Linked DNA regions of Mus musculus: region 1 is linked to region 2. The links are chromatin loops, found by intact Hi-C in ENCODE. Cell type or tissue: gastrocnemius. All regions are shown on one strand. Links, peaks and the distances in the headings refer to the core of each region. The heading gives the core; the rest is flanking DNA. Region 1 holds the start of Maml3 (mastermind like transcriptional coactivator 3). Region 2 overlaps Maml3 (mastermind like transcriptional coactivator 3).

Region 1 (9,968 bases), core at 494-8,493, 420 kb before region 2:
CCATGTTGGAACAGGCTAGCAGAATTCTCCCCTCTGGGATTTCTGTTTTATGGATCTACTTCCTTCCCACTTTGAGGTCAGAGTTCAACACATCCAGCAGAAGTTACTAAAGGGCCTTGGCCCTGCTTGTTAAGGGCACTGAAATCACAAGGGGAGTGTGGCCTCTGACTCAGGCTACATCCCTGGCAATTGTGAATGTGGGTGGACTTAAACTGACTGCCTTCAAGGGATAAGGAGATGGCTGGGCAGGTAAAAGCACTTGCTGCCCAAGCCTGAGGGGCTGAGTTCAAATCCTAGCAACTGCATAAAAAAGCAGGGGCAGGATCCTGCCTGTTTCTGTGGTTTCAGCTGTTTCAGCCTTGTGAGGCAATGGAGCCTAGAGGTTGGCTGGGGCTTGCTGACTTCCAACTTAACTCAGGTTCAACAGGAGACCAGTTTCCGAGGAAGAGTGACGAAGCAGAACACTTGACACCCTTTTCTGGCTTCTGGACACTGGCCAAACACACACATGTGTGCATATGCACACATGTGCATATACACCACACACATGCAGACACACACACACACACACACACACCAGTCAAACATTTCTACACATACATGTACACATATGACATACACATTTTAAAATAAAATACATAGAACTCCTTCGATCGATCCCCTACACACACATACCATTCTCCCTTTTTGAGGTGTTGGGAAGGACTGAGCCCAGGGTCTCGTGCATGCTAGGCACTGTCATCCTATTGAGAAACATCCTCAGCAAATATTACTGTCTTGCACAGAGCTTTCTGTGGGATGTAACAGGACTTGGGCTCAATGAAACTAAATATGCTTTGCCGTGAGATTTCTTGTGCCCTGCAAGGTGGTAACAATTCTCCAAGAGAGAGGCCAGGTGACCATATCCTAAACCTACTTGGATCAGACATTTTTCTGGCGAAGCATCTGATAGGACCAGAGCACACTTTTGAAAACACAGACCACAGTTTTAAAAAAAGGTGTGAATTGGCTGAAGTTCTTTTAACAGTACTTGGTGGCCCAAGGACAGGCTCAGAACTTCTGGGAAGCCTTGGACCATCTGGCTCCCGTTTTCTCTCCCGGGTCTCTGTCTCATCTTGCACTAAGGTCTTTTATGTTCACAGGCCTGTGAGAGGGAAGTATTGGTGGATTTTTCTGGAAAAGCTTCCTTGGGCCTCTGAGCATGTAGTATTTATTTCCTTTGCCCCCCACACCCTTTCCATCTTAATCCTGTCACAACATCCACTGGCCTGATCCACTGAGGTCAGACCAGTGTTTTGCATCCTGTTATGGTATGTGTGCAGCACAACACATAGTGTGTGGCACAGAGGTGACCATAAATATGTGTGTGGAATGATTCAAACAGTGGCATCGCTTGACAGTTGACTAGGCCTGCAGGGATATGCCACTCCGTTAAGGACTTTTAAATATTTGCTCATTTGTATATGAATAGTAGTGTTTCTATTGCACTTGGTCACCAATGTCCTGTTTTGGGATACAAGGATGGAGGCAGCTTTATTGATTCGTTGACAGAAGAGAGACAAAGTGGGCTAGGGACTAAATGTGTGCATGAAGGTGTCTTTCCAGTCACTACACCCTATCAGATGGACATGGACAGATGACAGAATTGGCCAAAGGAAAGAGAATATGATTCAGTTAATGGCGATGCCAGCTGGGGCTCAAGGCCAGAGCTACCTGGGACAGGTGCTTCCTCAGCACAGTGTCTTCTCGTTGGCCTCTGTAGAGCTATTGTCACAGTCTGAGGATATAACTGTAGTTATCCCACACAGGTGGAAGCCAGAGGACCACCTCGAACATCAACCTCAGTAATGATGTCCACTGAGACAGGGTCTCTCATTGACCTAGAGCTTCTTAATTAAAATTGAGACCGGCTAGCCAGCTGGTACCAAGGATTCCCCCGTCTCCTCCATCCCAGTTTTGGGGTCACAAACCCAGTGTTGAGGTGGTTGTTGAGGATCAAACTCAGGGTTCCCATGTTTGCAAGGCAAGCACTTTACTGAAAGCACAACCCTGGGTCCAATCATCACATCCTGCCCACCTTCCTCATCTTTCCTCTAGCATCTCAGATTCCATCTATCCATCCACCTACCCACTCATCCATCTATCCGTCCATCCATCCATCCATCCATCCAACCACTCATCCATCCATCCATCTACCTATCCATCCATCCATCCATCCATGCATCCATCCATCCATCCATCCATCTATCCATCCATCCATCTACCTATCCATCCATCCATCCATCCATCCATCCATCCATCCATCCATTCATCCATCCATCTATCCATCCATCTATCCATCTACCCACTCATCCATCTACCTACCCTCCTACTCATCCATCCATCCATCTACCTATCCATCCATCCATCCATCCATCCATGCATGCATGCATGCATCCATCCATCCATCCATCCATCTATCCATCCATCCATCCATCCATCTACCTATCCATCCATCCATTCATCCATGCATGCATCCATCCATCCATCCATCCATCCATCCATCCATCCACCTATCCATCCATCCATCCATCCATCCATCCATCCATCTATCCATCCATCTATCTATCTACCCACTCATCCATCTACCTACCCACCCACTCATCCATCCATCCATCTACCTATCCATCCATCCATCCATCCATCATCCATCCATCCATCCATCTGTCCATCCATTTCTGATACAGGATCTCTCTGTATAGCCCCAGCTATACAGGGAACTCACTCTGTAGACCAATGTGGGGCAATGGGCTATGTACAGACAGCCTAGTCTCCAGTCGAGCTGAGGTTGTGAACCCCGGTGAAACCCAGTGGTGTTAATTCCCACCTACATGGGATGGAAGGCATTTCCTCATGTCTCTTGGACCCCTGGCTCCTGTCGAAATTACCACCCCCCCCCACAGCCACCCACAGCCCACACAAAAAAAAGTGTGTGACTAGTAGTCATGTATACAATGTCCCAAGCTTCTGACCTTCAGGTTAGACTCCTCCCAGTTACCTAGCAACAACAAGATAACAAGCCCACTATAAAAGGGGCTGCTTGGCCCCACCTTGCTCTCTCCCTCTTACACTCTTTAGCTTTTACTTTCCTTACTCTCTCTCTCTCTCTCTCTCTCTCTCTAAGCTTTCTTACTCTCTAGCCTTTCTTCTCTCTCTCTTTTTCCCTTCTCTCCTCTTGGCCATGGCTGGTCTCTCTCTCTCTCTCTACCTTTTATCTTTTCCCCTACCTTTCTACAATAAAGCTCTAAAACCATAGACTGTCTCCATTCATCAAGGCCTGGACTAAGGATTCACGCCTGCATGGGAACTTCTCTCACTTTGCCCTCTTCCTGTATCCCTGGGACCCCTATTCTGTTCTCAGCTCCTCTGCAGTATCCAGCGTGGGATGCCAGAGACTGAGAACCTGGTATCAGGTGCAGCCCCTTGCACACCCCCCCACCCCCCGCTGTGTGGGATCAGTGGCTTCAATACAGCCAAATGCCCACCTGGCGCCATGTGGAAAGCATCTGGCAGTCCTCCTGTGTCCGCCCGCCCAGAACAGGAACTCTGGCCGGACTCGGACTCTCTCCCTCCCCCCTCCTTTCCCAAACACCCACAGCCCAACAGACCAGGTTGGCCTCAAACTCAAAGACCCACCTGTCTCTGCCTCCCAAGTGCTGGGATTAAATGTGTGTGCCACCACGTCTGGCACATCTCAGGTTATCTTTATTTTTCCACACCATCAAAAGTTGCTTGTGAGTCTAGAGCCCTGACCCCGAAGATTCACTCTATGGCATGCACAAATAAAAGACAAGGTTGCTCGCACTATCAATACGCAGTAATGACAGAGATGTAAAATCACTGCCCTTGGAACTTGGCTTTCTCTAAGTCTTCCAAGGAGGAATCTAGGCAGGCTGGCAGAGATGTGTCAGAGGGTCTAGAAGTAGTGAGGACAGAGGTCTCTGCTTTGGCTGGTGTCACGACAGTAAAAGAACATCACTACTCTATGATGACTGGCCTGTGTGGTTCAATTCTCCAGTCCTGCTCATTTCCTGATTTTTCTAGCCCCCCTTCACAGATGCAATGGTGTTTCTGACCTCAAGTATGCATAGTAGACTATTGTCCAAGTTGGTGTTTTGCTTGTGACTGCCATTGCACCCTCTTTGAAGAGGTGAGTAATTGTGTATGTGTGTGTGTGTGTGTGTGTGTGTGTGTGTGTGTAAGAGAGAGAGAGAGGAAGAGAGAGAGAGAGAGAGAGAGAGAGAGAGAGAGAGAGAGAGAGAGAGAGAGAGGTCTGTTCCTCTTTTGAATGTGGCCCACATTATGCCCTAAAATCAGGCCCCACTTGCTAAAGTCATGCAAGAACAGTTCTACTTGTCTTTGGGGAGCTCCTGGGTACAGTCCCAAAGTAAACTCCTCTACAAACTGGTCTCCCAAACAGAGGGATGCAAATTTCCATGTACTTTCAGTTTCCTCTTAAGATAGATGAGAAAATTAACTTATGGGAACTCATAATGCTGCAATTATTATTGTTGTTCTCTCAACATGGGAAATTCTCCATGAAAAAAAAAATTAAAGTCTGAGTTTCAAGAAGAAATAGAATGAATAGCCATGTCTCGAAGCCAGAGACCCTGCAGTTCAGTCCCTCCAACTTCCTGCCTGGGTAAATGAAGGTGCAGTCTTGACTTGGTTATGTAGGTGTGAGGATTAGAGCATGCTTGCTATCACAGCCTTCTCTCTGCAGGGAAGCTGTGGGTATAGACTTCCTTGTGAGACTGTCAGAAAGGCGACTTGCTCATCTCTTTTTAAACATACATACATACATACACACACACACATATCAATCAAATGGTTACTTCTGTATGTAACTTTCTTGGTTTAGTTTTCTTTTTAAAAGGATTTATTTCTTGCTATTTCGCCTGCATGTATGTGCGCTGCATGTGTGCCTGGCGACTGTGAGGCCAGAGGAGGCTGCCAGATCCTCGGGAGCTGGGATTCTAGGCTGTTGTAAACTACCATGCGGATCCTGGGAACCAAGGTACTCTGCTGGTGTTTTGAGCCAGCTCTTCTGCCCCTCAGATTAGTTTTCTGGCTGTCACTGAGGAGCACTAATGATTCGGGAGTTTGTACATCGATTAGATGGATTTCAAAAAAGGAAGGCAACTTTAACAAGAGACCCTCTCCTATTAGGTTTTCCCTCTTATAGCCTTTCACCAAGATAAATAATTTGTTCCCCCTTTTCAAAGCCAAATAATTCAGTGGGTATTAAAGATACAGCTCACCATATAGACCCAATTAAATGAAGAGAACTATAGCTACAGATATCTGATACTATGAGGTTAGAAACAGCATCGCTACTAAACAGTAAAGCCAAGAAATGAAGAGGCTTCTTCATGACTAATGCATAAGTGCTCCTTAAGCAGGAAGGTAAATTACTCAAAACAGCTTCAGGAAGTCCCTGAAACTGACCAGATTCACTAGGCTCCTCTCAGCCAGAGTAAATGATAGAAGCTAAGAGTTGCTCTCAGACTTGGGAAAGAAACTGTTAAAAAAAAAAAAAAAAAAAAAACCCAACTCACAAAAACAAAAACACTCAGACAAGCCAAGCTGCAAAGAAGACTGGGATCAGATCAGCTACTCAGAAGCTGCAGAAACCAGCCAAGCTACCTGGAAGAGGTTTAGGTCAACTGAGGCACCTCCAGGAAAGGACCCAGTCCAGCCTGTTGAGTTGCCTGTAGGCTGTGCAGTGTGCTCCGGGTTTCCAGCTCTTGTGAGCTGTCCCCAGGCTGTGGTGGGCTGTGGTGAGGCAGCTGTCTTTGAGTAATTTCTGCTCCAGTAAGGAACCCCTCACCCATATTCCTGTAAGTAACACCAATGAAACTCATTGGTTCTTTAAGTTGGACCTTTGATGGCATCTGTTCTCTGGTCTGTGGTGGGTTCTCTGTCTGGAATGAGTAGGTGTGTGTATCGCACCTCCCCGGGAAAAGTTTTGTCATACAAAAAACAAGGCCCAGCCTTCTTTTATTCCTGGGTACTTTAGAAAACAGGGCTGTGTTTTTACCCCCTCCCCCCCCCAAATCCATTCAAAAAGCCGTTTCATGAACACCCCACCATCGAGGTCTGTAGCCCAGGGACCCCAGAAGTGCTAGCAATTTCTGCCTTTTCATTTTTGCAGACGTCTCTGGGCAATGGTGTAAGACTGAGCCAAGGGTGTTTGAACTTTCTTGTCAGATGTTCTACTCAGTGTCTGGGTAGATAATGTGTGATAATAATTAACAAAACCTGAGATTACTTCTCTGCAGCTACTCCATTTCAATCGTGCTATTGTGAATGTGAATCCATTGAAATAAAAAAATATATCTAGTGGTAAGCTAAGCCTGCCCCCCACACACTTTTTGGCTTGTTTTTGTTTTGGTCACAACAAACTGTGAAATGCTGTGTTTTTTTTTTCTTTCTTTCTTTCTATAGTTCTAAAGCATGAAATCTGCAATCTTTCCACTTGATTTAGGCAGGACCCTTAATTGCTGCCGTCATTAGCACCTAGTGTTCAAAACAGTCTGTTTAAATGTACTGTTAGTCTCACCTCCAAGTCCCTGCTTGCTTGGTTTTATTTTTTTTCAAGGATAAATAAAACAATAATCGTCATAATAACCACAGTCGTTATGTACAGAGAAATAAATAATATCCCAAGGTTTTGTTTTGTTTTGACTGCTTAGTTCTGTTCATTGAGGAATGGGTACTTTGATGAAATTTCCAGGAGGTAAAGGTGACTGACTGCCCCAGATCTTGACAACCTTGGTTCAAACTCAAGTACCCACCTTAGAGGACTCCACAAAGCTGTCTTCTGACTTCTAAGCGTGCGTGGGGTGTGGCACTAGGCACTTCTTCCCAATAAACAAATAAACGTAAGGAAAAAAAATTATTTGAGTTAAAGAGGGTCCTAGAGTTTGAGCAAGAGTTCACTAGCAGGGTCTTCTCTGGGCCTTGAAAACAAGCCACTCGTTTGCCTATTTCATTTCACATGGGTGGGGATGACAGCTGCTGGGAAGCTGCACTGTTTCTGCCTGGTCATGCACATTTCTGCAATATAATGCATAAATGTATAACAACAACTTGGGCTCGCTGGATACCTCGCTGGGCAGAAGGAAACACAGCCAGCCTGGCGCGTCCCCGCGCACTCGCGCGCGCGCACACACACATACACGCGCGCCGCGCGCTCACTTACACACACACACACACACACACACACACACACACACACACACACACACACACACACACACGGGTCAAAAGGTGATCCACTCCTAAGATTCCCCCCAATCTTTGTTTTCCCCCCTCTTCCTGGCAGGTCGGGGCTTCCCAGCCTGGGGAGCAGCTGGATTGGGGAAGGGGAGGGGGTGGGGGGGCAAGGGAGGCGGGAGTCAGGTCGGTGCGCGCCGCGCCCGCTCCCGCCAGGGGAGAGTCCGGGCCGGGTTTTGCACCGGGTCCCCGGGCTTGTCTCACGGCCTCCAGCCGCCGCCGCTGCCGTGTTTACTGAGCTCGCGCGTCCTGATATCACTCCGCTGGCATGGAGGAGGAGGAGGAGGTGGAGGAGCGCGAGGAGGAGGAGGAGGCGGCGGCGGCGGCGAGCAGTTGATCATTGTGATGGTGGCGGAGGCGGCGGCGGCAGCGGCAGCCTGGCCGAGCATTAGTGGCTGCTCTCCGCGCGGCGTTTCGCAAAGGACTCCAGCGATCTACTTTTGCAGTCGCCTCGGACTGTCCATGTGTTTACTTGCCCAGCCCGAGGACTCGATGTCTAGGCTCCTGTGAAATGCAACTGAGCAGCCAAAGTACTTTGAGAACACGGGGCGGCATAAACACCAAAACTTTTTTGTGGAAGGAAAATGCAATAAGCAAGCTCGCCGTTTTCCGATGCGGCGTGGAGTGAGTGTGTGTCGCGCGTGTCCGCACTGGAGGCACACGCTCGTGTGTGTACATGGGGTGTGTTTTTCGGTACGTAGGGAGAAAATGCTTGCCAACCACCGGAAACCTCCTGGAATTTATTAGAAAATAATGGATTATTAAAAGGAGGCAGGCGAGGAGCGGATCTCCCCTTGAGTTGCAAGCCGATCTGCTGCCGGCTCAGTTTGTTGGGATTCTATTTGTTGATAGGTGTCTGATGGTATTCTGATAACACCCCCTTTTTTTCTCCCCTCGATCTTTACAGTTTTTTTAAGGAAAAAAAACACCCCAAAATCTCTTCCCCCTTTTTTCACCCCGTGGGGATCGCTGTTTTTTCATCCATGTGCTTGCGTCTCCCCCGCGTTCCACTTAAACTATTTTAATCCTTGGACCCAAGGAGAAGGCTGATAGGGGGTGGATTAAAAAAAAAAGTTCTTCCAAAATAGTGTGCCCCGGGAGCAGGATGGGGGATTTCGCAGCCCCCGCTGCCGCCGCGAATGGTAGTAGTATCTGCATCAACAGCAGCCTGAGCAGCAGCCTCGGCGGGGCCGGGATCGGCGTGAATACTCCCAATAGCACTCCGGTTGCTCCGAGTGGCAATCACCCCGCTGCCGGCGGCTGCGGCGGCTCCGGGGGCCCCGGCGGCAGCTCGGCGGCCGTCCCCAAGCACAGCACGGTAGTCGAGCGGCTCCGCCAGCGCATCGAGGGCTGCCGGCGGCACCACGTCAACTGCGAGAACAGGTATCAGCAGGCTCAGGTGGAGCAGCTGGAGCTGGAGCGCCGGGACACCGTGAGCCTCTATCAGAGGACCCTGGAGCAGAGAGCCAAGAAATCGGGCGCCGGCAGCGGCAAGCAGCAGCACCCGAGTAAAACCCAGCAAGATGCGGAGGCTGCCTCAGCCGAGCAGAGGAACCATACGCTGATCATGGTGAGGGCTCACTGGGGTGCGCGTTGGGGTCGGGGGCGTGGAGTTCCTGGCTTGGGGGCTGTGAGGGTCTGATTTGCACCGAGGGATGAGGTGGGATGGAGACGAAGGGTTAACGTCAACTTTTCTCAGGGTAAACGCTTTCGCCGCCGCCGCTACCTGTTAATCTGTCAGGGTTGTCAGATTTGGGGAGGAAGGGATGAGAGGGAGAGAAGCCAGTCACGACTCCAAGGGGAGGAGGGAGCTTTAGTGCCAGAGTGAGGTGCAGGAAAAGTTTCCCCCTCCTTGTCTTAGAAATCGATGCGAACCAGAGTGAACCCAGGAGTAGAAACCACGCTGCTCCTCTCCGCGCCCCGCCTTCACCTTTCTCTGTACCACCGCGCCTCCCCAGATAGGTCCCCTTTCGCCCACCCCTCTCATCACATCCGCCGGGTGCAGGGAGAAATTGATGCTGTCGCACATTCTGAGTGGGCGCCAGGCCCTGAACCCTTAGGAGGGGAAGGAAGAGTCCCTGACTTCCTCTCCTTTGGGCTTGGGAAAGTCTGAGAGTTTTGTGAATGAACTTTGAAGTGGGTGAGAAGCGAGTGAGGGTGGCTGCGCGCGCGTACTCGTGGGGGCGCGCGCGGATGCCGGGCGCGCGAGCGCTGCGCTCGTCGCTCTAGACCCGCGGCTGTGGCAGGGCAGGTGGGGCAGCTGCGAGGGGGTCGAGAAGGAGGCGGGGGCGCAGGGGAGCCAGAGCTGTGCTCTGACCCTGCCTTAAGGCTTAGGCTTGCTCCCTATCCTCTTCTCCAACTTGCCCCCACCTCGCACTTCACCAACTTTCCGGCGACGGGTAACGAGCCCGGAGGAGTGGAGGAAAGCAGGGAGGAGAAAGGCTTAAATGGCCGGGTGGGTGGGTTCGCGGGAGGATGCGCAGCCAATGGCTTAAGTGCTAGGAGGAGGAAGGGGCCGATCCCACCCCTAACCCCGAGGGTGGAATCCTTTCTCTTATCTCCTCTCTAGGGTTCTCTAGCTTTCTTCTCTGGGAGAGGAGGAGGGGGGAGGCCGGAAGCTTGGGAAAGGTGTGTGCACTCCCTCCCCCACC
Region 2 (9,968 bases), core at 1,151-9,150:
CAGACTCAGATGGCTTTCTCAAGGCTACAGAGTATTTTGGTAGTTGAACAACTTGTAAGGGCAAGCTAGTTCTTGTCCGCCCCAATAGCAGTCTTGTTTGCATAGCAAGACAGTCATCTTAGTCCAGAGGGGAGAGAGAAAGAAGGGGAGTGGGGGAGAGTAGAGAAAAGGGGAGGGAGGAGAGGAAAGGGAAGGGGAGGGGAGGTGCAGAGTGGTTACCGGTCCAAAAGGGTGGGCTTTGCACCCTTTCTACAGAAAGACTTGAGGGTCTTTGCCAAGGAAGGAGAGACAGGATGGTTTCTTTTTCTATCTGCAGGCGCTTGCCCATTGGCACTGACCAATGACGAGTCAGAGAGCTACAAGGTGGATCTAAAATCTGCCTCATTGGTCAAACAGCCTGAAGGCAGTGGTAATGACCTTTTACCCCAAGTTCTACCCATGTCTAAAAGAAAAACAAACACACAAAATGGTTGAATGGAGAGTCATTGAATGGATTCTCTACTGACCTCAAGTCCACAAAGAGAATGCGCAGTGAGCAGATTTACTCTTCCTCCTCGCTGTCTCTTTTCCATCCTCTTCCTCCTCCTTTCTGAGACAGAATCCCCCTGTGTACTTCAAGCCAGCCTGGAGTTCAGTATGTAGCTCAGTCTTGAGCTCACAATCGTTGTGCCTCCCTGTCTTCCAAGCTGATGGGCTTACAGGCATATACCACCACACTCAACACGGCCCAAAGAGTGGGCATCCCACTGACTTGATGGCATAATACCCAGAAAAGGAAATAGCTTGCATCTGAAATGTGAACAAATGGAACACGGGGGTATGACCTCAATTTCCTGTGTCTATTTAAATATAAATAAGAGTTGGCAGGGATCTTCTCTGGATGCTGGGAATCAGGTGACTTTCATTTTTTGACTTTGTGCTTTTCAACATTTTGCAAAATGTTCACAACTCGTGTGTTATGATCATTAAAAGTAATAACCTTTCTCTGGAGATTTATTATTGCAGTAGATCCTTTCGTATGCGCGGTTGTCATTCCCAAGGAAGATTTCAGCAACGTCTAATATGTTGATATGGAGAACGGTGGGTGATGGCTGTCCTTTCTCTCCCTGCAGGTTCACCCCAGGACATAGCAGCTGTGAGAAACCAGGTGGCTCTCCAGAGCATGCGAGCATCGAGGTTGATTGCACAGAATGCGGGCATGATGGGAATGGGACCCTCCCAGAACCCAGGGACGATGGCTACGGCAGCAGCGCAGTCAGAGATAGGTCTGGCCTCTTACAGTGCCCCTCCAACCAGCCAACCAGGAATGTACAACATGAACACAGGAATGACCCAAATGTTGCAGCATTCCAATCAGAGTGGAATGGGCATCCCACACAACCAATCCCAGGGACCCAGGCCGCCAGCCTCCAGCCAGGGGGTCGGCATGGTGAGCGGCTTCGGTCAGAGCATGCTGGTGAACTCGGCTCTCTCGCAGCAGCACCAGCAGCTGAAAGGGTCTGTGGGCCAGGCCTTGCCTAGGCCCCAGGGCCCTCCAAGGCTTCAGAGTGTCATGGGAACCGTCCAGCAAGGAGCACAAAACTGGCAACAGAGGAGCTTACAAGGGGTGCCTGGGAGGACTAGTGGGGAGTTGGGACCATTCAACAATGGCGCCAGCTACCCATTGCAAGCCGGTCAGCCAAGACTGACCAAACAGCACTTCCCACAGGGGCTGAGCCAGCCCGTCATGGATGCTAACACTGGCGCAGTGAGAACCCTCAACCCAGCAGCTATGGGACGTCAGATGATGCCAACCCTGGCAGGACAGCAGAGTGCCAGCCAGGTGAGGCCATTGGTCATGCCTGGTCTGAGCCAGGGTGTCCCTGGCATGCCAGCATTCAGCCAGCCCCCAGCACAGCAGCAGATAGCAGGTGGCAACTTTGCTGCGAGCAACCAGGGCCAGGCCTATGAGCGGACCCCTGCTCAGGACATGTCATACAGTTATAGCGGCGAAGGTGTCGGGGCTGCCTTCCCTGGCCTCCCAGACAGTACAGACCTCGTGGACTCCATCATCAAAAGTGGCCCAGGGGATGAATGGATGCAAGAGCTTGATGAACTGTTTGGTAACCCCTAGTCAGGAGGAGCCCTAAGAGCTGTAGAAGCCTCACAAGTGGAAAGGAAACAGGATGGAGACCCATCCTTGTTTTTTTTGTTTTTTTGACCCACGTAAATTGAGAACATGACATCCGGCTGACAGTAGAAGGCACAGGTGTCCATCCCCAGCTCCGTGGGGGGCATCGTTCCACCTGACTTCCACAGAGCAATCAAGTAGAGAGGACGTGCCGATACCTGCCCGCAGAGAAGGGATGTAGAGAGCAGGTGGGGAAATCGAGGCAACGGGAGCTCCTCTGCTAAGCACCCCTGGGATCTTCTGGTCCAGAAGGAGCTGTTCCAGCCCAGAGGGACCATGGCCCAAGATGAGGTCCCCTTAGGCCTTCCTGCCTCAGGTCCCGAGACCTCAGCTTTGGAGATGAGAGATGGAGCCTCGGCCAGAAAAAAAAAAAAAATCCCGGCATGAAGATGCACACGTGCCATGTGCATAGGTCAGAAGGAGATGTGTGCTTCCAGACACGTTCCTGGATTCGGAGGCAGGAACAAAGAACTGTGAGCTCACCTGAGCTGGCCCTAGGAACCAAGCCAAGATCCTCCAGGCCTGTCTGTCTCCTGCCCAGCGACGACCCTCAGGGATGGTAAGGTGTTGCTGCCAGCCACCTCACCAGGATAGCCAACTATGCTTAAGAAGGGCCCAGCTCGTAGCCCTGATGGTCAGCTTCAGCTGGAGGCCATGGTGGCCATCACTCTAGTTGAGCTCTCATCCAGTTTAACACATCTGGCTGGTTTTCCTATGCTTATGGCCACATGGGTGGGAAGACTTCCTGCTGAGTTCAGTGTCTGCCAAGCCGGGCCCCATCCACACTCACCCCTGCCTCCACTCCTCCCGGTCTCTATGCCAGCCTGCCTTTATCTCTCCCTCCAGACTTCCAGACTATCCGGGAAGTGTTGCACTGAGGCAGAGTCTACGTAACTGCAAGGATATACACAGTGCCTGGCGTGCGAAGGTGATACTGGAATCTCTTCCACCACGTGGAAAGTCAACTGTCTCCACCAGAGCAGAGTGGGCTGGCTGCACTGATAGGACCTGCCGGTTTATAAGAGCCACACCCATACTCCTGCTGTCCCCAGGGAGGAATGGCCTGAAGATGCCCAGTTCTTTCAGATGGTGTCATCGATGACACTCCAGAATCAGCCTTGCTTGTCAACTCCAGCATCAGGAAGACAAATATCAAATGTGAGAGATGGAAAAGCTGAACTGCATAACTCCGTCTTAACTATCTGGATGCTGAAGAGAGGAAAGGGAGGTGTGGCCGCTATCCTAATGGCGCTCACTCCACTTCCAAAGCTGGGCAGCCATTCTCGTTGGAACTCATACATGCCTGCCGGAGTGAAAACTAAGAAGTGAACAGTCTCCATGGTCACAAGCCTTGTCCCTTGGTCTTTACCTCCCCTCCCACAGTCCCATCTTGGAAGTCATGTGATGTTTGTCTGTGTTGTTTACTTTCCTCCTGGCCACACACACACACACACACACACACACGTGCGTGCGCATATCAGAGCACACATACATCCTACAAACTGGCTTCCTTCTCTGTCTTCACATACATCTTACTACAGAAGACCGGAGCCTGTGGGGACTTAAGTGGCCATACCTAAGAAAGTGCAGACAGACAGGGTGCACTGCAGTAGAAAGCTGAGGTGAGGTGCCAGGGAGAGGGGGAGAGAGGGTAACCCTTGGTTTGTCCTCCATATCCCCCAGAGTTCCAGACCTGCTCAGACAGGAAGTAAAGCCAGAGGTACCAGGGTGAGGAGCTGTGTGCCTCTCCAAAGAGGTGGTGGCAAGGAGACTGTGACCTCCCGGAATGGGGAGGAACTGCCACTAGGGAAACACATGGAAACCAAAAAATAAAAATTAAAAAAAATAGTAAATCAAAAAAGCCTAGAATACAAATTTATCACTTTTTCCTGCCAGGTACAGGGAAGAAATGTACAAGCAATGATGAGAAGCTGGAGGTGGCGAGAGGGGGCTTGTTGTCTTCTAAAGCCTCCTGCAAGTGCCCCGTCTGAGGACCAACTAATAGAGTGGTAGATTTTAATGAGCTTGTTTTGGTTTTGTTTTTACTACGGTGCTGATGTATATGTAATGTCTAAAAAAAAAAAGCTATTTGTAAATAAGTTTTTACAATGCTACAGATATCACTGGGTCTACTATATGTAAAAAGTATACATATAAAAATATATATATATAATGTTTGTTTAAAATAGAGTATTTTTATTTCCTCCCTAACTCATCATTGAAGAGGTGATATTACACTTCAGATGACATCTAATCACTGATTTCTACTGTATGACGTATGGCAACTTCTCCGTTTTATTCAGATTTTTCTATTTTGTTCTTACTTTGTACGTCAAGCATTGCTTATTTCCTTTATGGGATGTACACGACTCTGATCTGTAGAAGCGAAGCAATGTTGACATACCGCTTTTAAAGGAAAAAAAAAAAAACAGCAACCAACCAATAAAATGTCACTATCTGAATCAATCCAAAGCCCAGTTCGCTTTTAGGGTCCTCTCTGTGTCCCAGTGTCAGTCATTTAGGCAGATGTATCATGCCTGGCTTCTAAGGGACTGACTGCAGATTCCTTTCTCAGAACTGTGGTGTTATTCAAACGAGTACTTAACAGTAGAAATCAATCACTCTCAGCCTTTCTCATTCAACCACACAACAGAGATTTTCTAAATTTACTGGAGCACCCTGAGGGATGCCGTGAAAGGGAGGGAGAAGGTCCATCGTAGTCTGTTTATTGATCCAGAGCCAGAACCATTCAAAACTGGCTCAGCCAGAGAGTTCAGAAAATGGCAGGGCCAGAGAGATGGCTCATCTGGTAAAGGGGCTTGCCGCCAAGCCTGCTAACTCGAGTTCAATCCCTGGAACCAACATGGTGGAAGGAGAGAACTTACTTGAAGAAGTTGTCCTTTGACCTTTATATGAGCCCCATGGTTCACGTGCGCACACACACACACACACACACACACACACACACACACACATAAATGTATACAAATATATTGAAGAGAAAATAGGTATTGAAAATTTGATGGATAAAAAATTTAGGAGTGTATTAGGAAGAAACCATAGCAGTCTTGCCATGGAGGTGGGCACTTTGACAACCCCCCTTCCTGGTGTTCCTTGCTTCTCCATCAAAGCAGGGCCTGACCCAGCTTTTCCTGCAACCACCTGAGCTGAAAATGCTTCTCGTTTATACTCCTCTGCTAACTCTAGCCAATAACTCACGGCTGCAGGATCATAACAGGCCAGTTAACTTGTCTGGACAAACTCTGGGCTTGAATGATGCTCCAAGCTGGCGGCAGGATCAGGCAGAGGCTGGGGCTTGGCTCGCACTTGCCCCTCCGCTTGGTTTCTCCTCATTCTCCATCTGCTGCCCGGCTCTTTTTTTCCTCCTCCTTCAAGCCCTTTATTAATAAACCCATACATGGGAATTCATTTCTCCACTTTCAAAAGACCTGCCCTAAGACACCCCAGTAAACTTAAAACACAGTAAAATAACACATTTCAAAACTCAAGAGTGACACAGGGAAATAGATCACAGAAGAAGTCATCAATAGAAACGGTTCTAAAACAAAGGTGAGTTTTAATATACATAAGCCAAGAGAAAGAATGAATTTGACCGTGAAAGAAGAGGCTAGCCCTACCCAAAGCAGGCTATGCTTCCAGGTTGGCTGACAGTGGGCTAGCCTCTACTCAAGCTCCAGCTTTACCAGATAGCAGGATGGTAAACATGAGTCCGTTTTGGTCCGAGGGAGAATGAGAGAGAGAAGTAACTACAGGGTTTTAAAGAGTAATGACTCCTCTCTTTAAAACTTATACTAAAATCTGTTGGGCACTGGATGAGTGGAATACCTTTCTTCTTAAAAAAATAAATCTATAATTTTATTAAGATAAAACTGAATGTGTGGTATGAAGTCCATGTTTAAACATTTCACAACCATGTGCCATGTGCCGAAGAGGATTCTACAAGATGACGGTAGATGCCAGACTGGAAAACACCAAGAACTGATGGGATCTTATGAGTCAAGGCGGTACTGGGGGTGGGGCCCAGGTACCAGCTGACTGTAAGATATTTGCATTGCAGGCTCAGTGTAAAAGTTAGTCCCTGGAGACTAGGGCTTTTGAAATCATTTGACTCCGGGACAGTCACAAGCCATGGTGGCCATCCAACCCCTCGCTGAAGCAGCAACCACCCTGGGTGTGATTTATCCTCTTTCTTTCCTATGTGTGGTTCATACAAAGTCATGGCTACCCTGTCCCGATAAACTCTTAGTTGTCTTGCTGGGCATGGTGGCACACACCTTTAATCCCAGAGGAAGCAAGTGGATCTCTTCGAGTGTGAGGCTAGCCTGTAGTAAAACCTTATCTTTAAAAAAAAATTTTTTTTCATGCGTGATCTTCCAGTGCTGTGATGTCCTAGAGCAGTCGGTGTGTCATGAGAGGAGGAAAAGACAACACTTCTAGATTCCTAGGATGTCACTGGGCATATGAGACACATGGAATCTCTTCAAGGATTAAGGACAGTTCCAGATTCAAGTGTCTGAGAAAGGGGGAACAATGGGGTGGGGGAACAAGTGACATAATATTTTTCTTATTAGTGATGCTTTGGACATATTTTGATGTCCAAGCATGGAAACAAGCCGGAGAAGGTTTTCCGGGAAGGAGCTAGACTACAGGAGACTTCTGAACTGCTCAGCTACTTTCTGAGTTATTGTGTTCTTTCCACTCTCCCCTTAATTCTCTTTGGTCATTGTTGTTCAGTTCAAAGAGCATGGGATACTCTGATTCTATGGCCCAGCTGCCACAAGTGCCCGTCTCACTTCCGATACCAAGCAGCAGGAATTACTGCAGCTTCCGCATACCCGGGCGTCCTCGTGTCCCATGTACAGGCCATTGGGACCAGACCAATACTGATGGGTCCAGCAAAGCCACTATATCCCCATCACATCTCTGACACAGAACAAAAGAAACTTTCTGGCTACAAAAAACCTGACTTGTTCGTTAGTTTCGGCTTCTCTTTAAGAGTTTAAAACTGAACATTTCCAAACCATCAGGGAAGCAGAAAGAGTATCTCCAGCCATCAACTCAGTTTAATCATGATTACTGCTCTGCCATGAGTACTCCTTATGCGTAATCTGGGAGTCATTTCAAAGCAAAATATGTGCCTGTGACCACATCCCCACTCGGCACCTGAGTGTGCAACCTCAGAGAGCATTCATTTTCTATCATTACCACAGCATCATTAAAGACCTGCAACACCTAACTTGCACCCCATAACACGCGCCCCCTAGCATGCACCCCCTTACATGCACCCCCTCATAGCTTCTAGTTTTTACTCTGTAACCAAGTTGTTGCAACCTCACAAAGGTCTTTCTCAGCTGCCTCTCTTCCCTACTCAGGATTTATCAAGGATCTTGCTGCCCTTGGGTCCTCGTGCCTTCTGAGGCTTCCGTAGTAGACAAAAGGAAATCCTTGCTTCCCTCTTCTCATGACTTTGTTTCCAGGTAATGAATCTGATTTCTTCGTGTAAAAAGTGTCAGATTTACTAAGGAAAAAAAGGCATATACATACAACTGTCAGACCAAGCAGAGATTTACCACCTGCCCAGCACTGGGAAGGCTGGGGTAGAAGGATCATGATATCAAGGACATCCTGAGACCCTGTCTCAAAAACAGCATCTCTTTGGCCAGAGAGAAGGAAGCCCACTGTGGAGGAGGCTAGCTCTACCCAGGGTCTTAGGCCCAACTTCATAGGAATTAAAATACTACAGAGGCTTCCTGGTGGCAAGGGATTAGAACAAAAAATAATTCTACGGTAATAGCTGAAGAGGGACATTTTGAAAGCCTGGTACATGCTTTGCCTGTTTCCATATGCATTAACCATCTGTGTGCATGCATGTGAAGATACATGTATATGCATGTGTGCAAGGGTACATGTGTGTGCATGTGTATGAGGGTACGTGTGTGCATACTCATGTGCATAACTAAATCAAAATAGAAATTGTTTTAAGATCTTAAAATTTCTGAAAGTTTTCTTTTTTTCTTCTTCCAAATGACATTTGGATGTGGTTATATGCCATAGGGCAAAACCAAAACAACAACAACAACAACAACAACACCCCAACTACATTTAGTGTGGCACTTTTAAGGCACTTTTTACCTAAGGAAAAAACAAAGGTCAGAGCTACTGAGTGCTGGGGTCCTGTGCTGTGTCCAGCAGGTGACAGGGCAGACAATGGTTTCATGACCCTGGAGTGCTCTGTGTCTTCCATACAACTTCCCATTGAGGGGTCAATCACCCACCAGTGGTGGAACTCAACTTAAATCCAAATGTCCCCTTTCCAAGCCAGTGTCTTCCCAGTGAACGTTGGGGTGCCTGGTGCTGTCCGGGACCTGTTAGCTCTCTTGCTATCCTGGAAGCACTGTTATTTCTTGTTTTCTTTTCTACTATTCATATTCTGGTAACACTAAAGAATATCTAGAAGGTGACTGCAGCTGGCTGACAGGGGTGAACATAGATCCTTTTTCCTAAGGTCTTCGAGGCCAGACGCCAGAATCACTCTCAATTATCAGAAGAGAAGCTGGAAATATCAAATGAATAGTGCCAGGTAGTGACTGCACACCAAGAGAGGACAGCCACCCGGCTTCTCGTGTCCTCAGTCATGCCACAAGCCGGGTCAGACTCTGCCACTGTCGGCAGGGACGCAAGATCCTCTGTCAAAGGGAATGAACACTTCCCCTGGGGGAGTCCTTAAAATGATGCAACGTCTCTCTTTTTCCTTTGTTCTTCATGAAATACACCTTCACAGACAGTTATGATTGGTTGCTGACTCTCTAGTGTGGCTATTTCATGTGTTTCACATCTCCTCCTGACATTTGTGGCTCTGCTATAGCCAGGGCTGAGGGTCCATCTGCCTGAACTGCTTCTACCTGGAACTCCTCATCAGGATGGAAGCCAGCACATGGGTCAAGCTTTATCCTCACTAAAACAGTGACACCCTCAACATGCATCCTACGAGCCCAGGACTGACACACCTGGTGCAGGTGAGCCACCATTGGGAAACTCACTTCTCAAGCAGAGGCCAGGTTCTGCAAGAGGGACTGTTTACCACAAAGCCACAGCAAAACAAAGTTTTAAAAGTTTTATTTAACACATGACATCTTATTGTTTTCAGAGTAGTGACGGCCTCTACAAGCATGAAAGGGAAGAGAAAAACTTAGAAGGGCTTCCTCAGTTTCTTGGCAACATGAAAGTCCAGGTATTCGTTCAGGAATCTGCTTGCTACCCCCAGGACAGCGAGGACAGGCAGCAAGGTCAAAATCCCCAGGCTCAGTCGGAAACCGGTGATCCTACAGAGTGGACGTGAGGGAGAAGGATGTCAGACTGGGCTGTGCTGAAGTTTTCAGGGTCCTGGTAAAGGCTGCTCGATGCTGGACTGCTCAGAACTCCCACAAAATGTAGAGAGTATGCCACGCACTGAGGCCAGCTGGCCCCTGCACAGTAGCGACCTTGCCTAAGCACGCTAGAACCAATGCTGAAGTCTTGCTGGGATTAGGAGTCCAAGTGCCTCCAACTGCTGGTGCCATGTGTCTTTAATCCCAGCACTGGAGGCAGAAGCAGGTGATCTCAATGAATCCCAAACCCACTTAGTCTAGAAAGCTAGTTCCAGGACAGCCAGGGCTATACAGAGAAACCTTATCTCGAAAACAAAACAACAAACAAACGAAGTTCTCATGCAATGAGTAGATACACACTTCCATTTTCTCCTCCCATGCCTACTCCTGTGGCTTGGCAGGACTGGCCT

The links. Peaks named below come from ENCODE experiments on the same cell type or tissue, not always from the same donor. Only the 100,000 strongest peaks of a DNase experiment are listed, where the experiment ranks them.
Region 1: it touches region 2 in a loop (2.0-fold over the local background); 1 of 42 quality-filtered maps calls a loop at or near these places.

Annotation. Positions count from the first base shown.
Region 1 is chr3:52,102,598-52,112,565 of GRCm38, reverse strand. It overlaps Maml3 (mastermind like transcriptional coactivator 3), which reads left to right and starts at 7,560. Exons shown (of 5, transcript NM_001004176.2): 1 at 7,560-8,887. The coding sequence starts at 8,423. In gastrocnemius, for the core only: no CTCF peak of the experiment used is centred there; DNase peaks (open chromatin) are centred at 3,513, 7,242 and 7,538; H3K4me3 peaks cover 1,564 bases; H3K27ac peaks cover 1,497 bases.
Region 2 is chr3:51,681,999-51,691,966 of GRCm38, reverse strand. It overlaps Maml3 (mastermind like transcriptional coactivator 3), which reads left to right. Exons shown (of 5, transcript NM_001004176.2): 5 at 1,113-4,356. The coding sequence ends at 2,113. It overlaps Mgst2 (microsomal glutathione S-transferase 2), which reads right to left. Exons shown (of 5, transcript NM_174995.3): 5 at 9,293-9,513. The coding sequence ends at 9,381. Among named protein-coding and RNA genes, the nearest start is that of Gm46803, 21 kb to the left of the region's middle. In gastrocnemius, for the core only: no CTCF peak of the experiment used is centred there; DNase peaks (open chromatin) are centred at 4,984 and 5,464.